Linked DNA regions of Mus musculus: region 2 is linked to region 1. A link is a loop called in an ENCODE intact Hi-C map of the cell type or tissue named here. Cell type or tissue: left cerebral cortex. All regions are shown on one strand. Each heading gives the region's core, and the rest is flanking DNA. Links, peaks and the distances in the headings are about the cores only.

Region 1 (5,376 bases), core at 321-5,320:
GGCTTTGCTGGGTCCCAGGGCGTAGTAGGCAGATAGCAAGTACTTCTGGACACACAGATGGCTTCTGGTCACATTGAAGGGAGCAGTGTTTGGGGGCATTTGCCGTAGACACAGCCTCTTGTTCAAACAGATATGGAGTAGCAAGCCTTTCAAACTCGAGAGACTTTACAGTAACTGGGTCTGCAGAAGACCCCAGGAAGAACTGAGAGTACAAACCAGATCTAGTCATTGTAAGTTCAGCTCTTTTCTTTCTGTTAACAGCGATTAGAGATAGGAAAATGAAATTCATTTGCTCTTAGCTTAATTGGCTCTCCAAGCCCTTAACTGGCTCAAAACTGGACAAAATACAAATGGTGGCTTTCTCTGCCTTCCCCTGTCATCCCTGTTAGTTTCTGTTGTTAAGTCCTGAGGTTTAGTAAGATTTTCTTCTGGACTTATAAATAAGCTGTTGATTTTATGTAGTAGTATAGCTTTCAGTTCAGATGCTTAATTGTTTTTTAATCGTTAGAAGTTTAACTTAGGCACGGGAGAGCACTGGCTCTCTGCCTTAGTCCTTGAGACAGGACCTCTGAATGAACCGGGAGCTTGCAGTTTTGCTGGATTCCCTCTCCAGAAAGCACTGATGCTCCTCTGGCTTAGTGAGTCCCCTTGGTGCTAGGCTGCAGACCCAGGCACGATGCAGGGCTGGGGTCCAAGCTTGCTTAGTAAGTACTCTCACCAGTTAGCCGGCTCCCTAGTCCCCTGAGCCACTGTCTGTATTTGTCTTTTTTTGTTCATTATTGTCATTCCCCCCCCCCCCTTTGAGGAGCCACTGAAGGGCTTCCTGATAGCTGTTCTCACGCCGCTGTGCTTAATTCCATCCACTGTACATTTCTGTTCCATTTTGTTCACTGACTTTTTTTCTTATTATTTCAGTCAGGTTTTGGGTCTTCTGGGCATGCCTGTTCATTTTTTTTTTTTATTGGATTCTAGATGTTAGTTTATGCTGAATACCCCATTACCCCATTTCCACAAAAAGATGCACTGAGAATTCCAGGAGCTGATCTCTCTGTCTCTTTGTCTCTCTGTCTCTGTCTCTGTCTCTCCTTTTTCCTTTGGAAACTCTCTTGTTTTGTGCTTATATTGTGGTGTGCTTTCATTTGGAAGGTTCATTGCAGGTCTTTATCGTGTAACGGTTGGATTGGGATGATTAACATACCCCTCACTTCGAGTCCTTATCAGTTTTTGGTGGTGAGAAGATTTACAGTCCCCTTTAGCCACACTGAAGTCTGCAAGGATGGTTTTAGTTACAGTCACCTTATTGCGCAAGGCGACAGCTATCATTCCCGCCCAACGAAAACTCTGGTGACCAACTTTTCCCATTTCCTGGTTCCTCCTTTCCCCTGGCAATCAGTTTGATTCTTTCAGGGACTGTTTTTAAGATATAGTGGGGCAGGTCTCAACCAGCCTTTAGATTAGGTCTCATTTGGACCACCGCTGAGGTATGCCGAGGATGCTGTTCACTGCCGTGCGTGTCGGGACGCAGCTGGGCATATGAAAGACTCCGGCCCTGTGTGGGCTCTGAGGATTAGGTTGCATACTTCATCTGCCTGTGATTCCCAGGCTCTAGTAGTTTCCTTACATGCCTGCGTGAACACTACTCAGGGAGACGCAGCGTGCTCTTCTCGGTCGCCAGAGTTCCCTCTCAGTGGCTGCCGTGCGTGCACTCTGTCCACAGTTGACTCCCTGTTTCCTCAACTCAGAACGCTGCCTCTATAGAGCCAGTGACTCTAGGGCTCTGTTTGGCTTTGCTGCCTCTGACTTTGCGAGCTGGGCACTTCTGGAGTCTGGTTGCTTATTGCGTTTCTCCCAGAGATCACTGCCATGCGTGGTCTGTATGAAAGGTCAGAAAACACCTTCTTCATACTTTTATTTTTGTTTGTTAGAGTTTTAGCTATTTAACGTGGGGGAGATAAATCTAGTGTTTTATTTCATGGTCCATAGGCCAAAGGAATACTTAGCAGAGTGTTTTGTATGATACGAGTACATTCCCCCATTTATATGAATTTCAAATGCATAGACGTTTTAGGGAAAGACATGACTAACTTTATGCTCATCAGTTGGTTTGGTCTGTGTGGCGCACAGTAGTCGGAGGACACGAGTAGCCCATGAGGTGAGAACATGGACACTGTGGGACTCGGTGAAGCTCGCAGCCTGTGCTTTGTGAGGGGCTCAGCTGCTGCTGATGCAGCACATCTGCCTGGCCTTCCGTTCTCCACTGCTGAAGGTTGTCTCCTTGAGACACTGCTACTGAGCGCTGATTCATATGGAAGGAGAAGAGAGTCAGTGCCAGAGCTTTAAACATGCACAGACTTGGAGTGGAAATGACTTGAAGGGCAGAGACTGTGACTCATGCTGGGAAATATGTCAAGAAACTTTTGTTATATCCAAAGAGAGAGAGGGAGGGAGACACACACACACACACACACACACACACACACACACACGAAATGCAGCAGATCCTAGCCTCCTCTCCTCTCTGTCTGTTTCCCCTGTCTGTCCTTCCTCTCTGACACTGGCACTCTTTCAGTCAGTGAATGTTAAGTGCTCTTTTTGGCTCTTTAGTCTCGCAGTATCCGTGGGTTAGGAAGCAGGCCTTAACCTAGAGTACAGTCCCCTTTAATAGCTGCTGGTACCCTCTGCTCTATTTTTGGCTAGTGTCATTTTGGTTTCCAGAACGTCTCTGAGACTGTGGCCTGAATCTCAGGCTGGAGCAGTTGCAGTTTGGGTGTTTTTCTGAGACAGATGCCTATGTTTGGTGCAGGATATGGGGCTGTCTTTCTCCCATTCTGCCTGCCTTTCCTTTATAGACTGTCCCCTCTCCCACCGTCACCTAAGCCCATGGGTTTTGTATTGGTGACTTTGTTTAAAAATATAGCCTTGACAGATGTGGTCAAGATTAAAATAAGGTCACACTAGATTAGGACAGGTCCTGAATCTGTTGTGACCCGTGTCCTTGTAAGAAGAGGGACGTCTAGGTACAGAGACCAGATACCTGGGGAGGTTTCCATGTGCAAACACCCACACACCCCTCTTCCCCAGAGAGAGGGGGAGGGAAAGAGATGCCTGTAAGTTTTATTACACATCAGAACAGGGCAAGGACAGGTTCACCACTGAGCTTAAAAGATGTGTTGGCTAGGATAACCTAGCCTCCAGTACTACCCCGGGGATCTCTGTGTTATTTTAAGTTTTCAAGGCATTTCCTCTTTCGGCACTGCACGCATCCCAGAGAGGACATTCTCACCTTCTCTACCCTATCCTTCTCTTAGAGCAAGACCTTTCTCTGAAGAGTTAAGCTGTCAAAGCTCAGGGGCCTTTCATTCCCTTAAAGGCTGGGCAGCTTAGTGAATCGTCCATCCTGCTGTGTATGGATGGTGCTTGGCAACCTGGTTATTTTCTTTTATTAGAATTATCATTTCTTTCAATGTAATAAAGAATAAAATTAACTATTGTCTAAGTCCTAATGATGAAAGGAGTCAGATTCTGAGTAACTTTAAATGTAAAGAAAAGGCGGTGTGATCAGAGCTTGAGCAATCTGTATGCTTTTTTTCCCCTTTAAGTCTCTGATATTAGAAAGGCAAAGCCAAACCTTTGAGAACATTTCAGTGAGGGTAAACAGACAAAATATGGTAAAATCTTTACAAACTTAAATTGGAAGCAGGACCAGAGAGAAAAAATTCGTTTTCTCCAGTAGGCCCCGAATCGGTTATAACACCATCGGCCATTCCTCTGGCACAAATAAGCCGAAATGCTCTGGGAGCACAAACGAAATTGCTTAATATAATAAAAAGTATGAGGGCACACACGGAGGTCCCACATCTATGAACTAGAAATTGAAACTTCAAAATGGGCAAGTTGGAAAACCTGAAAACAAAACATTATTAAAAAGAGAGAGAGAGAGACAGAGAGAGAGAGAGAGAGAGAGAGAGAGAGAGAGAGAGAGAGAGAGAGAGGAAAGAAAATGCTTAATTGTAAAACCTAACGTTGCAGAAGCCTGAGTTAAAGTGCTTGTGTGGAGGTTGGGACCAAGTGAGCTTTAAACTCTTCTCAGTGTTTTGTCCAAGAAGAGCGTTAGTTAGCATCATCTAATATGTAACCATCCTTTAAAAACCATGTGCAGGCGGTGGAATTTCAGCTTAGGTCCACTTACTTAAGCAAGCATTCTTTCCCCAGATTCTGTTCCGAGGTTGCACTGGGTAACTTCCCCCCCTTTTTTTTTTTTTATGGACAGGGGACTGGTTTTCACCTACTCCCTCTTCTCTGGGACCAGAGTTCTTGCTGTGCTTTGACCTCTAAGGACGGGCTCAGAGAGGTGTGGTTCTCCTGCCTGTCCAGAAAGCTGGGAAAGTTCTGGAGATGACAAGAAGGTGAACTTGGTAGTTCCAGAGTCCTGTCAGGAAAGGGAGCAGGAGACAGGCTTGTCTGTATAAGAGCACAGCACTGGAGTTCTCAGCCGGGCTGGAGTTCTCTGTGTTGAATGGAATTGAAAATTGAAAGCTGTAAGTAGGCTTCAAACCATGCTACTGGAAAAATATGGTGAAACCCAGGCATTTGCTTCATTACAGCTCATACCTACAAGGGTTATTCCAAAAACTGAAAGGGGGAAGGGAGTTATTTGCAGAGCTTCGTGCACTTCATGCTCTCAGAACCATTCTAGTCACAGAGCATTGGGGGTCATCCTGGGCTTTGCTCCCTCTAGGTCTAGATCCCAGACCCCTGGGGTGTCAGGTTCAAAAGAAGCAAATGGTACCTGTGGTGTCTACAGCAGCACATTAGGAGCATACCCAAGAGCATGCTGGCCCCCAGGCTTCCTCAGTATCACAACTACCTGTGGCTCTTCTCATCCTGCCCCTCCCTTCCAAACTTCTCCAGCTCCTGGGCTTCCCTCCCCCATCTTCTCATTCCTTGTAACCCTGCCATTTTGCCGCGCTCTCTCCTGCTTCCCGCCCTCTCCCCCTCCCATCTTCCTCTCTCCCACTGTCACCCTCCTCCAACCCCTCCCATCTTGGTCTCCTTTGCCTGCACTCTTTTTGTCTGCCTCCAGCACTGTTTACGGACAAGCCAGTCTCTGGCAAAGGTTCAAGCTCCCTTTCCTGGCAGGACTCTTGAACTACCAATGCCACCTTCTTGTCACCTACTGTATGTTCTGGCCTTCTGGATAGGCAGGAGAACCACACCCTTCCAAGCTGCTCTGGCCTTTGCCTGACGCCTCTAGCAGTTCTTTCCCTCCTTTCTACAATAAGTCCTTCCCTGCAACCATACTTAGGAATGTTCTGGTTTATACAACTGGTGCTGAAACCCTTAGTTTATACATGGGGAACTATTATTTTTTCTTTC
Region 2 (5,376 bases), core at 316-5,315, 200 kb before region 1:
ATTGTACATGATGTAATTTTTGCAATTCATGAGACTTGGCCCTGTTTACTAGGTTTAGATCTCTTTCCAAAAACTAAATCTGTTTTATCTTTTGACATGCCTGAATGCCATTTCTGTTCATTAATTTCCCATCTCAACATGTTTCTCTCTTAGTTTTCTGGGCTCCCCTCCCCCCTTGTTTTAGCGGTTCAAGTACATGGCTCAGGGTTTTCAGGCCTTCGTTTATAGCTGGTATACAGAAAGTAGCATCGTTACTCAGCACTTCCACTCGTCCTAATTTATCTACACACACTGGAAGCTGCCTGTAACATTTCCCAATGACAGTGACAACTGGACGTCAATAAAAGGACCCCACCCATTTCAACCTTGTTTGTATAAAGTTAATACTTGTGTATATTTCTTCTGTAACAGAGGTAAGGCTATTGGTCTGTTGTTGTTTCGTTTTGTTTTGGTTGTTGTTGGTTTTGGTTTTTTCCTAGCTTGTTAAGACAAGTTTTCTAGGCAGATTGCTGGTTAGCTTTAGGCTAGATTTTTTTTTTTTTTTTTAAATCATTGAACACCAGATAGACAAAGGAAAAGAAATATGATGTGAATTTAAATGATCAAAAATCCATTCTTTTAAGATAATTTTTGGTTCTCTAAGTTCAAAATTCTACAGTTTTTCTTCAAGTGAGTTTGTAACAAGAAAGATAGAATCATTTTCAACAAGCTAGCAAATTTAGGTCAAAATTTTCATTCCCTGTTGGGAGCAGGGTGGGATATGAGAGAGGGAGGGGCTGGAGGAAGGAACGGAGATTCTTGCTTCTGTTTGGAACTTATTGAATCCAAATCTCCGTATGTTTGACACTGATGCACCCTGCTCTGTGTGCCGGGCTCTGTGTGATTCCTGCTTGTTCTCCGTAAGCAGTGCTTAGTGCTACCTGCTAGGTGAAGGTGCTTGTTTGAGAAGATGCCAGGTTTAATCTGAGATTATTCCAGCTGCTCTTGATGTCTATCCTGTAACATGTTTTCACATGTCTAAGGCTTGCTGCTGCAGCTCAAAAAACAAAAAACAAACAAAACAAACAAACAACAGGAGCAAACAACAACAACAACAAAAACAAAAACCCTCAAACCTGTGTTGATACATAATTTATGTGTTTAGCCAAGAATGCGTTGTATGATAAGATTAGATAGGAGATACTCTAAAATCCTAAATAAATTAGCAAACTCTTGATAATAATTATAGTTTGATGTCTTAGTAACCACACTAGCAGAGTAGCCATTTTCCCTTCTAAAGTTGTCATGAACTTTCTTTGACCATGAAGATAGTAAAGGGAAGTTTACAGCTTGGACTTAACTTCATCTGGAACTGGTCTGGAATGAAGCTAGGCTTTGCATCCTAGACTAGGGGGGTCATAGTTTCGATTCCCATTGCCCATGGCAGGATGTTTAATTTCACTCCTGTGACTTAAAGACTTTATAGTGACGTTTGAAGAGTGGAATGTGGAAAGTATCTCCAGTTCATAGCAAAGTGGGGATTAGATGAATAATGCTCCACGTGACACTTTGCCCAGGACTTGTCACTGAGATAACTGGGAGGCATGCCACTGTGTCAGATGTGCCCAAGTCAGAGATTGTGCTGGTCTCTCACTCTGGCAATTATTTTTGAGCATGCGATGTGTTTTGGGGTCCTGTAGTTCTTTCTTTCCAAATCTGCTGAATATAAGGTAAAATGAGATTTTTTTTTTTTCTAATTGTCTTTTCTGCAACCTAGACTTGTTTTCTAAAAACCCAGACTGGGTATCCTGCTGTTTACAGGTGGAAACAGAGTTCCGAAAAAATCTTGCTTATGATTTTGGGGAAAAGTTATATTTCCTCCATATAGATTTATGTCTGAAAGCCAAGTGCCGCTTTTAGGAAAGAAAAAAAAGAAGTTCTGGTTTTGTTAATAAACAATACTAACTCAGTTCAAGATGGCCTCTGGGAATTAGATATGGAAGGCTTAGGCTGCTCTGATTTAAATGTCTGAGGTCTGCAGCACATGCGATGGCCACCCACCTAGTGGCTACATAGAATGTTTATTTTCTATAATTTCCTGATTTCTTTCAAATGTGTGTGTGTGTGTGTGTGTGTGTGTGTGTGTGTATCGAGTCTCTGTGCTTGGGAGCCTTGTAAATCTTTTCCTTGTCTCTTCTCTCTATCATTACAAAGCACCCCCACCTCCAGAGTTTTGTCTCATCGGGCCTCCTCTGGAGCTCCAGTATGTGGTTGTGGAGTGGTGGATACCACCCTAGGGACACAGATTGTCTGCTTTGATGGCCACTCACATGGTCTTTAAGGCCCAAGGTAGCCTTTATTTATTTCCCCAATATCCCATCTCAGAAAGGTTATTTTTACCAAATGATCTCAAGGGTAGAGATGTTCTAGAATAGGCATTCAAACTGAGGCTACACACAGGCTGTGGTTCCTGGAGAATCCACCACTCAGGGCCCCAAAGCCCTCTAAAACATTTTATGAACACTAGAGGGCTCACGATGAATCCCCCAATGCCTTTAAAAGTCCCAGAACCCCAATTAGCTAGTGCCTGTAACTACATCAGGCCCATTTCTATTGTAAGGGCAAAAAGAAGCTTTGGGGTAGGCTAAAAATGACAAGGATGGATGTCTCCCATCCTACCACTCCAAGGAGAAGACTATAGGACAAGCAGCTGAAAGGACACATACCCAGACCAGACTCTTGACGACTCCTGGGCAGTGGGCCAAGCACTGGACCAAGCACTGGGCATGGCTCCAGAGGCTGGGTCCCTGCCCAGGGCACTTACTGGTTCAGAGCCAGCAGAAAAGAGCAGTCTTGGCAGCAGGCAAGTGAGTTGAACAGATTGGGAAAGAGCAGAACCAAGCAGTCCAGGGCACTGTCTCACTAGGTCTGATCAGCCCACCAGCAGTGGGGATGGAGCCTCAGGCCTCCTGCTGCCTGGAAGTGGAGCTATGGGAGGTGGGGCTGGAAGTAGGATCCAGTCCCAGGAGTGGACAACACCCAGTGGCCCACCTCAGGGAAGCAGGAGAGAGATAGAGCATCATCATGCTGGAGAGAAAACCTTGGCGTGGTATCCTTCAGTGACATAGGATGTCTCAGACTAGCTTAGTGTATCAGTTTCATGCACCCCTGAGAGCCGAGTGGGTCCAAAGGTCAGGGTTCCCCAGTGCCCCTCTGCTGTGTAATGTCTATAAAATGTTGGGGCGCCCAGCTGAGAGGCTTCTTTGAGAGAGGAATGAAAATCTTTCCATCCTATTAGTTCATTTCTCCTTTTCAGTTCTTACACTAATTTTATAAGGGAACACACACAGACACAGACACACACAGAGAGACACACACAAATACACACAGACATAGACACGCACACAGATATATACACACAGACATACACACACACACACACACACACACACACAAGAACACACAGAGACACACATACAGACATACATACACACAGAGACACCCACATACAGACACAGACATACACATACACAGGCAGACAGAGACACACATACAAGTACACAGAGAGACACCCACACACAGACACCCACATATAGACAGACAGACAGACAAACACACACACACACACACACACACACAGACACACACACAGAAACACACATACACACACAGGCTCACACACAGAGACAAACACATAGAGACATACAGACATCCCCCCACACATACACACAGACACAGAAAGGCCTCAGGACAGCAGCGAGATAACCAAGAAAGGCTGGGAGGCCACCCACCTCCCACACTATAACACATCCCTGCTATTGCTATGAGCCACTGTGGCTCTTCTTTAAGGATGAAAAGGTGGGAAGCCATTCTTCCCTACTCCTAAAGGAAGATAAACAGGCAGTTTCAGAAATTTGTGGACATGGAGGAATGAATATAGGCAATGGTTTGGAGCCAACAGAACAAGAAAGAGAATCAAGTATGGGCTCCAGTTGGGCTTGAGTAATGGAAGACTTCAGCTGGCAGCTCCCATGGCTAACTGGAGAAATGCTTTTCCTTTTCTTTGAAAACAGCTACCAGACAGTCATGGTGGCACAAGCCTGTAAGCTCAGCAATTCCTAGGCTGAGACAGCAGATAAGACCAGTCTGGGTCCATGGTGAGACCCCGAGTTACCAAGCAGGCCAAGTCAGACCTAAAATCAGATCCTGACTATGTGGTAGAGAGGACTCTGTTTAGGGATTTGTTTTTAGGAGATCTCATAAGTGCTTTTTACATGTGCTAAATTCTGAGAGCCACAGACACATAGTTTAAGAAAAATATCTTCCTCCTTTTTTTTTTTAACTCATGAGAAAAATAGACTTTCCTTTCTTCTGCTATTTTTGGAAGCTTTATAATCTCTTGGTGGGATGCCTTTCTTTCTGTTTACCTTCAGATAAGATGGATTTCATGTTGGTAGAGCTGGCAGGAGAGGGTTACTGAAATGTCCTAATATGTCCACTAATAACCACAGTAGCCAAAGATTTCAGAATTCAGCTTTCTAAGTACTTAAATGTGCTAACTCCATCTTACAGATAGAAAAATGGGCACAGGCAGGTGAGACCTCATGCCTAGATCTGGTTGTGTGGGAAAATTCGATTGCAAAACAGGAAAGGGACAAGATGCCTCAAATCAGTGTGCTCGAATCAAGTCACTTAACCTCTCCTTCATTGGGCAGACTCCTTGAGTTAACTCATAGATTGTATTAGGAAGCCATTCCGTGGTTTCTACACACTGTTCTTGTTTGAGACCTCGGTGAACAGGTGAAAAGAAATCTCAAAGCTAGGCCCTGTTGCTGGGTTTATCTAGTGTTGATCTGGATGGTATTTGAAAATCATTTCTAAACACTCAAACCAACCGATAGAATATCTCTAAATGAACGGACATGAAAATCCAAAAAACAATTTCTTAAAAGAAAAAGCAATAAGTAGCTGCGATCCTACACGGCCTCTCTAGAGCTTTGAAGCTGGTTTTAAGAAATTGATTTGGTTCCATCCTTGCTTTATGAAGGGCCATAAAGCCTGCCTCCTCTTCCTGGCTCAGCTCCCTAGACAGGATTTCCAGCACTCGCTAGCACAGCTTTGCTCCTGTTGTTCCCAAGCTGAGAACACACCTTTCTGATGGGAGTGTTGCAGTTCAGTCCTCCTTGCACACTGCAGATGGTATCTTCTGTGGGAAGCCCCCTCATCCCACTTCCCCGGGGAAGCTTACTGTTCTCTGGGCTCCCACAAAACACAGCTACTCCGGGTTCCAGCGCTGTAACAAGACAAGAGGCTGCAACGGTTTGTCTCAGGAGCTCTTCCAGGCCAGCCAAACGCTGTGATTTACTTATCTTTATGAATGTCACGAACCAGCAAAGT

Evidence for each region. Hi-C counts contacts between places; a loop is a spot of excess contacts. Peaks named below come from ENCODE experiments on the same cell type or tissue, not always from the same donor. Only the 100,000 strongest peaks of a DNase experiment are listed, where the experiment ranks them.
Region 2: a loop joins it to region 1, with 2.5 times the contacts of the local background. A loop is called at or near these places in 3 of 42 quality-filtered maps.

Annotation. Positions count from the first base shown.
Region 1 is chr13:91,162,358-91,167,733 of GRCm38, reverse strand. All of the region lies in intron 2 of Atg10 (autophagy related 10), which reads left to right. Among named protein-coding and RNA genes, the nearest start is that of Atg10, 59 kb to the left of the region's middle. In left cerebral cortex, for the core only: no CTCF peak of the experiment used is centred there; DNase peaks (open chromatin) are centred at 2,318 and 2,713; H3K27ac peaks cover 1,764 bases.
Region 2 is chr13:91,362,889-91,368,264 of GRCm38, reverse strand. No RefSeq gene overlaps it. Among named protein-coding and RNA genes, the nearest start is that of A830009L08Rik, 23 kb to the left of the region's middle. In left cerebral cortex, for the core only: a CTCF peak has its summit at 2,513 (motif pointing right); a DNase peak (open chromatin) is centred at 2,774.